Regions from separate parts of the Homo sapiens genome. Here region 2 is linked to region 1. A link is an interaction called in ENCODE POLR2A ChIA-PET data of the cell type or tissue named here. Cell type or tissue: HepG2. All regions are shown on one strand. Region 1 overlaps CPEB4 (cytoplasmic polyadenylation element binding protein 4). Region 2 has its middle 36 kb from the start of LINC01485.

Region 1 (4,000 bases):
TTTGGGAGGCTGAAGTGGGCAGATTGCCTGAGCTCGGGGGTTTGAGACCAGCCTGTTCAACAGGGTAAAACCATGTCTCTAATAAAATACAAAAAAAAAAAAAAAAAGCTGGATGTGGTGGTGTATAGTCCCAGCGAGACTGAGGCAAGAAGAATTGCTTGAATCTGGGAGGCAGAGGTTGCAGTGAGCTGAGATCGTGCCACCGCACTCCAGCCTGGGCGAGAATCCATCTCCAAAAATAAAAATAAAATAAATCAAAACTAAGAAATAATACAAGTGGATAAACATATAAATCGTAATCATTTAAACTTTGGTGGGGACTGGGAGATTTTTATTCAGTGGCAAGAGCATGCATCTAAACAATCTTTGAAGAGTCTACTTTTTGGTAACTGAAGGAAACTTCTGAGCAGGGTTAGTTTGGCTGACTTAGAACTTTTCCAAAATGTAGATTTCTTTGAACATAATTAAAGTCATTTTTTAACTTACACTTCCTCGGATATTTGAGAAACATCAAATAACAGGCAATACTTGCTAGTCATGAGATTGGAAATCTGTCTGACATTTTCCTCAGGAAAGCAGAGAAGTTCTATGTTGCAAGAATTTCATCATAAAGTGTGTGCCAATATAATTTGAAATAAGTGAGGAAAAGTGCTTAGTACATCTTTTTTATGTAAGATAAAGTGGCGTTATTTAGCATTCTATTAATGTCTGGGTTCTGGTTACATAGATCTGTTCAATTTGTAGAAAATTCATTGAACTTATGGTTTATTTTTGTGTATATGTCATATGTCAAAATTTACATGAAAAATAATGTATAAGTATTACAATAAGTGGAAATAAAAATTACACATTCTCGTTTTGCATGTTCCAGAATGTCATTGTTTTTATTTCTTCAATATTAATTTACATTAATTTCCTGATTTGATTGGGCAACTTTTATAGTTGTAAACATTATTCACTTATAACCTATTTTCCCTTAATATGAGAAAATATCTACATAGCTTTCAGAATTTAATCTCAGAATTTAACCATGAATTATTTTATATTGACCAGTTTAATTTTATAGTATACAATCAAAGTTTGAGAGTGTACATTTGAAGATTTCGAGAGTATTTGATTGTAACTTTTGATCCACAGCCCTTACTATTCCGGAAATTATTTATTTTTGATATAATGGAAGCCATGAGAGTTTTCATGTTAATTTTGTAGCTATATTATAAAAGCTTATTCTTTTCAAATATCTGTTTTCTCAGAAATCCAAGCAGCATCAATCAACTTTTTAAGATTGACAGCATTAAGATTTTCAAATCGTTACTTTGTTTCCCCAGACTCCCTAATCTTTGAAGCAGTTGTATGAATAGAATGTTCGTAAACAAGCATCTGCTTTGTGATGCTATTTGTCTTTCTAACCTCTGTCTGATTAAGTCAGAAAATACCTACCCCTCCCCAACCCCCTAAACTTAAGACCTATTAAAGTGAAAGCACAAGTGCTTGAGGGAGATTGTATGTTGTGTGAATCCATTTGCTCAAATACTTTGGTGAAATCCAGGGCTATCTAAGTGTGGCAGAAATGTATTTTGGTTTGAGATATAATTTCACTTTGGAAGATACTCACATAATATTTCTGAGTTATAATTATTTAGCATTTATCTGGAAGAATGAGAATAAAAACCTTGACCAGTTTGTGAGTTTGTATAGTGATTTCTTAAAGGAGCTATACCTTCTAACTCAAAAACCTATCCCAGGCTGTAACCCTGGGACTTTGGGAGGCTGAGGTGGGCAGATCACTTGAGATCAGGAGTTCGAGACCAATTTGGCCAACATAGTGAAACCCCATCTCTGCCAAAAAAAAAATACAAAAATTAGCTGGTCGTGGTGGCACACCCCTGTGGTACCAGGTACTGGGGAGGCTGAGGCACGAGAATCGCTTGAACCCGGGAGGCGGAGGCCGCAGTGAGCTGAGATTGCACCACTCCAGCCTGGGTGACAGAGCTAGATTCTGTCTCCAAAAAGAAAAAACCCATCCCAGTTTACTGTTGAAACCTCATCCCCAGCCAAGTCCCCACTTGTTCTACATGCTTCTGTTCGGCCACCTTTCCCTGAATGCTACAGCAGCACCCCTGCGTGTAACGCTGTTGAGCCTGGAATGCCCTTCCTCTGTTTTTCTGTTAAGGGCCACCTCAAATTCCCTACCCCCACCCCCAACTTTTTCATCAGAGTCAGTTCTTCCTCCTCTATTCCTGTTACACCTACCACATAACTAGTATAACAATAGGCATGCTACACTGTTGTTTGCTTATGTGGCCTTCTGGCATTAAAAGCTGCTAGTTCCTGGAGGTCAGGGACATGCACTATTTACTATTTATCCACAAGATCAGGCATTCAAGAAATGTTCGTTGGATAGAATTGAGGTGTTTGGACAGGCTGGGCTTATAAGTGCCAGTTTGTTTCAGGGAAGACATTTTCTCAAAGGTTTTCTGATTTAAAGTTTATACTGTCATTTCCTGAGTATTCCAGTGGATTATTAATTACCTTTACTTTGCCCCTTGGCTACAACCTACTTGGCAATAAAAATACCAAGCCTTTTACTTTTCAACATTTAGGACTTGGTAGAAGACTTGATTAGGCATAGGGAACTGTTGGCTAAAAGGAAGTTGATGAATTGCTTAAAGATTTCATTTGTTATGATTTTCTCTTATAAGGGATTAACTGAGGAATACTGTAAAGTTGTTATTTATCTTCTGGTGGTGAAAAAGTCATGAATTAAATATTGGTATATCTACTAAATTGCTAGTTAGCAGGGAATTCTGAGAGAAAACGTTATTAATATGGTAATAGTTGGTTTTTATTATGTTGTATACTGCCTTAGTTTCATAATAGTTTGAACCTTGGGCAACAATTACAGCAAAAAGCTTCCCATAAAACAAATAAGATTCAATAAAGTTTTACAGTGTCCTTGAAGAAATTTTAAAAATGCCCAAAATTGACCTCTTACCTCCCGTTCCTTGTTTTTTTAGACATTTACCAGGAAATGAAGAATATAGTCACAGTTTTTCCATTTTCAAAAGCTGGTAGATGAAATCACAGTTGATTCTTTTGACAATGTTTGAAAGGTTGTTTTGTTTTTTTGTTTTTGTTTTTTTCTCATTTGACATGCAGCAAGGACATATGGGCGAAGGAGAGGTAACATTGTTTTTAACTTTTAAATGTATCACTTGTATTTGGAGACGACCCAAGCTTGTTTAATTTCTAACCTTTGTGGGGAAGGGGAGAGGGGAAATGAAGCATAGCTTTGATCCTTAGGTAATTTTTGTGTTACAGTTAACATTTTAGACATAATTTGAAGGAGTTAAGGAGCTATAAAGAAATTTAGCAGAATGGTGGGATTTGGATTTGAATCAAAATGATTTCCCTGTGTTAAATGAGAAACTCAGCTTATTTATATCTAAAGATGTGCTTTTTTTCCTTTCTGAAAGGAATTTCTTAGAAAAAAATTAAGAATCTTTAAAAAGAAAAATATAGTGACACTAGTCCCAAAATACCTCATTATCTTGGAGGTTTAATTATGCTCAAATGCCTTATGTCAACTTTTTTCTTTTCTTTTTTACTAAGTAAACAATACATGTGGTTTAAAATGAGATGAGCTAAATAAATGACTAATCCTATAAATTTCAAACATTTGGGGGAAAAGCTCTAGAAATTTTAGGTAATTCTAAAGAATCATTTCGTAGAGGTACCTGAATAACTTATTCTTGGCACCTATATTTTGCCTTTTTACGAGAAAGTAAGACAGTTAAATAGCTTAGATTTAAAGGATAAGTGATTTTTTTAAGATCATTCATGAAATAACCTCCAGTTTTATAATCAGTTTGTGTCTTCACTTGACATATGCTATTATAGGATAAATTTATAAAAAATATACTGTTATTATTTGTGTTTAGTAATAGAAATTGAAGACAAGTGTGGCAAAACCTGGAATGTTTCTATTAAAGTAAGAGCA
Region 2 (4,000 bases), 110 kb before region 1:
TGAAGGGATGAGAGGAGGGTCCCTTGTTCCAATGTGGATATTACCACAGTAGAGAAAGATTTTTCTTTTAACCCAGCTCAGAATTTTAGAAATTTGCATCCTTGACCTCACACTATCCCTTCTCTGTTCAAACAAACCCCTAGCCTCTCCAACTCCAGTGTTGGTGGCTCTCTTTCTAAAGGGTGTTGAGATAGACAGGTCAGTAAGGAGATTTGAGTCTGGCTCCTGGGATGGCAGCAATACTGATGTCTACACGACCTTTGGCAAATCACTAACTATCCGTCTCCGGGCCTGAGTTTTCTTTTCTGAACAAAGCGGATGTGAAGTCTAGATGAAGTCGGAAATCCCATCCATGCTTCTGAAAATTCTGCTTGTGGCTGCACCACTGAGGAGCAGGGGCCCGGGAAACGCCTGGCTCTAGTCTGCATCTTATGGCCCTGCCTTGCTGCCAGCATCCACAGGTCTCCCTAAGCCTTGGATGATTGGCCCCGGCTGCCCCGTCTGGTGAGCTCAGCGCAGCATTCGTGAGAACTGATGGTGGAGATAAAGATAGGCATGCTGAAATGAGGCACACTCTGCCTCTGCCCCCACACAGCCCTCCTCCCTCGAGACAGCTGTGGACCAGCCTGGGGGAGGACTGGTTGCCATCCTAGGATGAACAAAGCTTGGGGTGGGCAGGTTCCATTAGCTCATTCTCCTAATTATTCTGGCTGGTCATTGTTTCTCCTGATGAATTCCCAATTAGCACTGGGGAGCACAGCTTGGGTTTGATTCTGCCAGTTTTCCGGAGCCAGTTCTCAGCTATTTCTGGCTTGGCCAGACCTACGACCTTCCTGCTTCCATGCTAGCTGCAATTCAGGAATGGCCTCAGGGGCACTTACACGTTGCCACCATCAATGACAACACCGTGAAATTGGTCTCATTGTTGCCATTTCACACGTGGGGAAACTGAGGCTCAGTGAAGTGAAGAGGTTTGCCCAGCTTCCTACCACAAGTAAGTAAGTGGTGCAGGTGAACGCTGCCTTGCAGATTTTCAAACATGTCAGCCTTCTAGTCCAATCGTGGTCTTCATGTGATTCTCTTATGGCACCTAACTCACTGCTTTGCTATTACAGCACTTGAATAATTTAAAAACAAATTCTTAATTTAATAAAATCAATAAATAAACCTCATGATTTGTCTTCCCAATTGAAACCCCAGCTTCTGTGACATTCGGGCAATTTCTAAGCTAGCCAGAGAACCTCCTGGTCATGTTAGGAATAAGCAAAGCCGTTTGGGTTTTAATAACATGGTGAGAAAATAGTGTGACTTTAAAGTCCTTATTAGCCCTGGAATGCATTTTCCAAAGCAGGAATTAGCTGACACAGGCAGAGTGTCAGCTGGAAAAACAAGGTCTGGGTTAGGTGGCCCAGAAAAAAACCCGCTTTGGTGCCCAGAGCCTCCCATTGATTTCAATTGCTGGTTAGCATAGGCCAGCAGAACGATTGTCCCGTCGGTGAATGTGCCATTAGAAATGACCCCACCAGCTAATGGGGGTTTAAGAGTGGCTTGCTTGGTTCTTGGTATGGTTCCTGTTGTCATTTTTAGTAAGAAAATTACCTGTCTGTCATTCCCTTTAAACTTGCACGGTAATAATTAACCAGGCCCCAAAGAGAAGCTGGTTACCCTTAACCTTGGCTAGATGAAAGCTCAGTGACCCATTAAAGTCTGTGAAATCATTTAACTCTGAGCAGCTAGGGAGGTCATGTTGTAGCTGATATTTGGTGGAAAATGGATGTAAGAACTCACATTGGTTCATTATCTCACAATTTGCAGAGTTCAAGGTAACCTTGAGGTCATGAGCAAGGACTGTCACTCAGGCGTCAGCAAACCATGGCCCACTGGCCAAACCTGGCCCACCCCATACTTCTGTAAATAAAGTTTTATTGGAACATAGCCATACCCGCTCATATACATATCATCTGTGGCTGTTTTTGTGCTATAACAGTAGAGTTGAGTAGCTGTGACGAAGACCATATGGCTTGCAAAACCTAAAATATTCACTCTCCTACCCTTTACAGAGTTTGATGACCTCTGCCCTAATTCACAAAGGCCAAATTTGAATTCCGCATTAACCCCTTACTAGCTATGTGACCTTGGGCAAATGGTTTCACCCTCATTTTCTTCTTCAGTTTCTTCATCTGTTAAGTAAAGCTGATAAGAGCACCTATGTGGTAGATACACTAGAGCTCACCAACAACTTTTTCAGCACACATAATCTTTTGAACTTGGGCATGGACTGTGAACTTGGACTATGTGACTTGCCCTGACCAGGAAATATAAGGGGAAGTGGTGTACATCACTTCTAGATAGAAGCATTCAGAGCTGGTATGGGTTCTCCACACTCTCTACCTTGCCATGTTGACCAAGGAGGCAGGCCAGGTGATTTGAGTGTTGCAACTACAGGATGGCCAGCTTGGATTCTCAAGCAATTACAGTGAAAAGAGATCCCCTCAGCTCACAAAGAATATTGAGCAGGAGTGAGAAATAAACCTTTGGTATTTACTTCAGCAAAACCTAGCTCATGCCAACAAATTGGCTTACTTCATAGGGTTTTTGTTAGGATCTGATGAGTTAGGCGTTTTAGATGTTTGGACCAGTGGCTGACACTTAGCTAAGTACACAGTTAATGTGAGTTGAAGTTATTAATAGTATGTCGATTATTATTAAAATGTCTATTATTTCTTATTTCATTTTCAACTTCATAATGACTGCAAGGTAGTGACTATTAACTTCATTTATTCAATGAACATTTAATGAACACCTGTTTTATATGGTTATATGCTTGACAATAGGATACAGAAGGTGGGAAAGGGACACTTTCTGTCCAGAGAGCAGAGGTCCATCTAACACACACTTGAGAATGTAGGTGATATTCAACAAAGGCATCTCCGAGTTGAAACTTAGAAGTTAAGTAGGGGTTTACCAGATGAAGAAGGGAAGGAAGGGCATTATAGGCAGAGAAAACCATCATATAAAATGATAGAGAGGCCTGAAATTCTATGCTGTTTTGGGGGAACACTGAGCAGATTGGTGTGATAGAGGGACGGGATGTTTGTTAGGGATGTAGCAGCCAATGTTGCTCAGCCACTCAGCAGGCATTTGCAATCCACTTCTCCCTCACCAGCCTTACCTTAACAGAAGAAAAGCAAGATGTGTGCTTCATCAGCTTCCCTTGCAGCTAGAGCGGCCACATGATATGGTCTCATCTAAAAAAGTGTCAGAAGAAGTCTCCTGGGGAGCTTCAGATCAAAGTAAAGAAGTACATGAAGAGAGTTTGTCACTGTCCCGTGTGGGTGCAATGCCTGGAGCCATGGCAGCCATCTTGAGATAACAAGGGGAAAACCAAGAGAACTGGAGAGATGTGGACCCAATGGACCATCCAGATATCTGGACACTGAGCTACTGCTGAAGCCACGCTGCAAGGGTGTACCCCTCAGACTTCTCAATACGGAAACAACAGACATCCTTGTGATTTAAGCCGCTGCTTGTTTGTTATTTGCTCCACGAATCTTAACTAATGAAGGAATTGTAAGGAATGAGACTGGAGGGTCTAACGGGGCCTAGATTATGCAGGGCCCTTAAAGGCAGCTGGGGTAAGTGAAGGATTTTACATAGGAAAGGGAAGCTCAGGTTTAAAGAAGGTAAGTCACTACCCAGAGTCCTACTGCTAATAGGTGTCAGAGCTGAGATTTGCAGAGACCCTCCAAGTGGAGTCCAAGTCCCTTCCTACCACTCTGTAGGGCAATTTGCCTCTACAACCAAATGGCCCTAGTCAATCCTCACAAGAGGATTCTCTTGGCCTATGGGTCATTTCTAACTACATGCTGGAAAAGCTGAGATTTGGCCAAATCTTCCTTATTTGGAATCAGATCTGTGATCTTCAGAAACAAGAAGACTTGAGGAGGTATGTAGGGACATGGGAGAAGGTGCAAAGTTGAGAGATGGTATGGATGAATTG

Evidence for each region. Peaks named below come from ENCODE experiments on the same cell type or tissue, not always from the same donor. Only the 100,000 strongest peaks of a DNase experiment are listed, where the experiment ranks them.
Region 2: POLR2A ChIA-PET joins it to region 1 with 6 read pairs; 5 of 35 experiments call an interaction of 5 or more read pairs at or near these places.

What each region holds. Positions count from the first base shown.
Region 1 is chr5:173,939,867-173,943,866 of GRCh38, forward strand. It overlaps CPEB4 (cytoplasmic polyadenylation element binding protein 4), which reads left to right. Exons shown (of 10, transcript NM_030627.4): 4 at 3,160-3,183. Among named protein-coding and RNA genes, the nearest start is that of C5orf47, 47 kb to the right of the region's middle. RefSeq lists an enhancer at 1,794-2,432. In HepG2, no CTCF peak of the experiment used is centred here; a DNase peak (open chromatin) is centred at 2,315.
Region 2 is chr5:173,824,886-173,828,885 of GRCh38, forward strand. No RefSeq gene overlaps it. Among named protein-coding and RNA genes, the nearest start is that of LINC01485, 36 kb to the left of the region's middle. In HepG2, no CTCF peak of the experiment used is centred here; DNase peaks (open chromatin) are centred at 526, 1,696 and 2,286; H3K4me3 peaks cover 1,747 bases.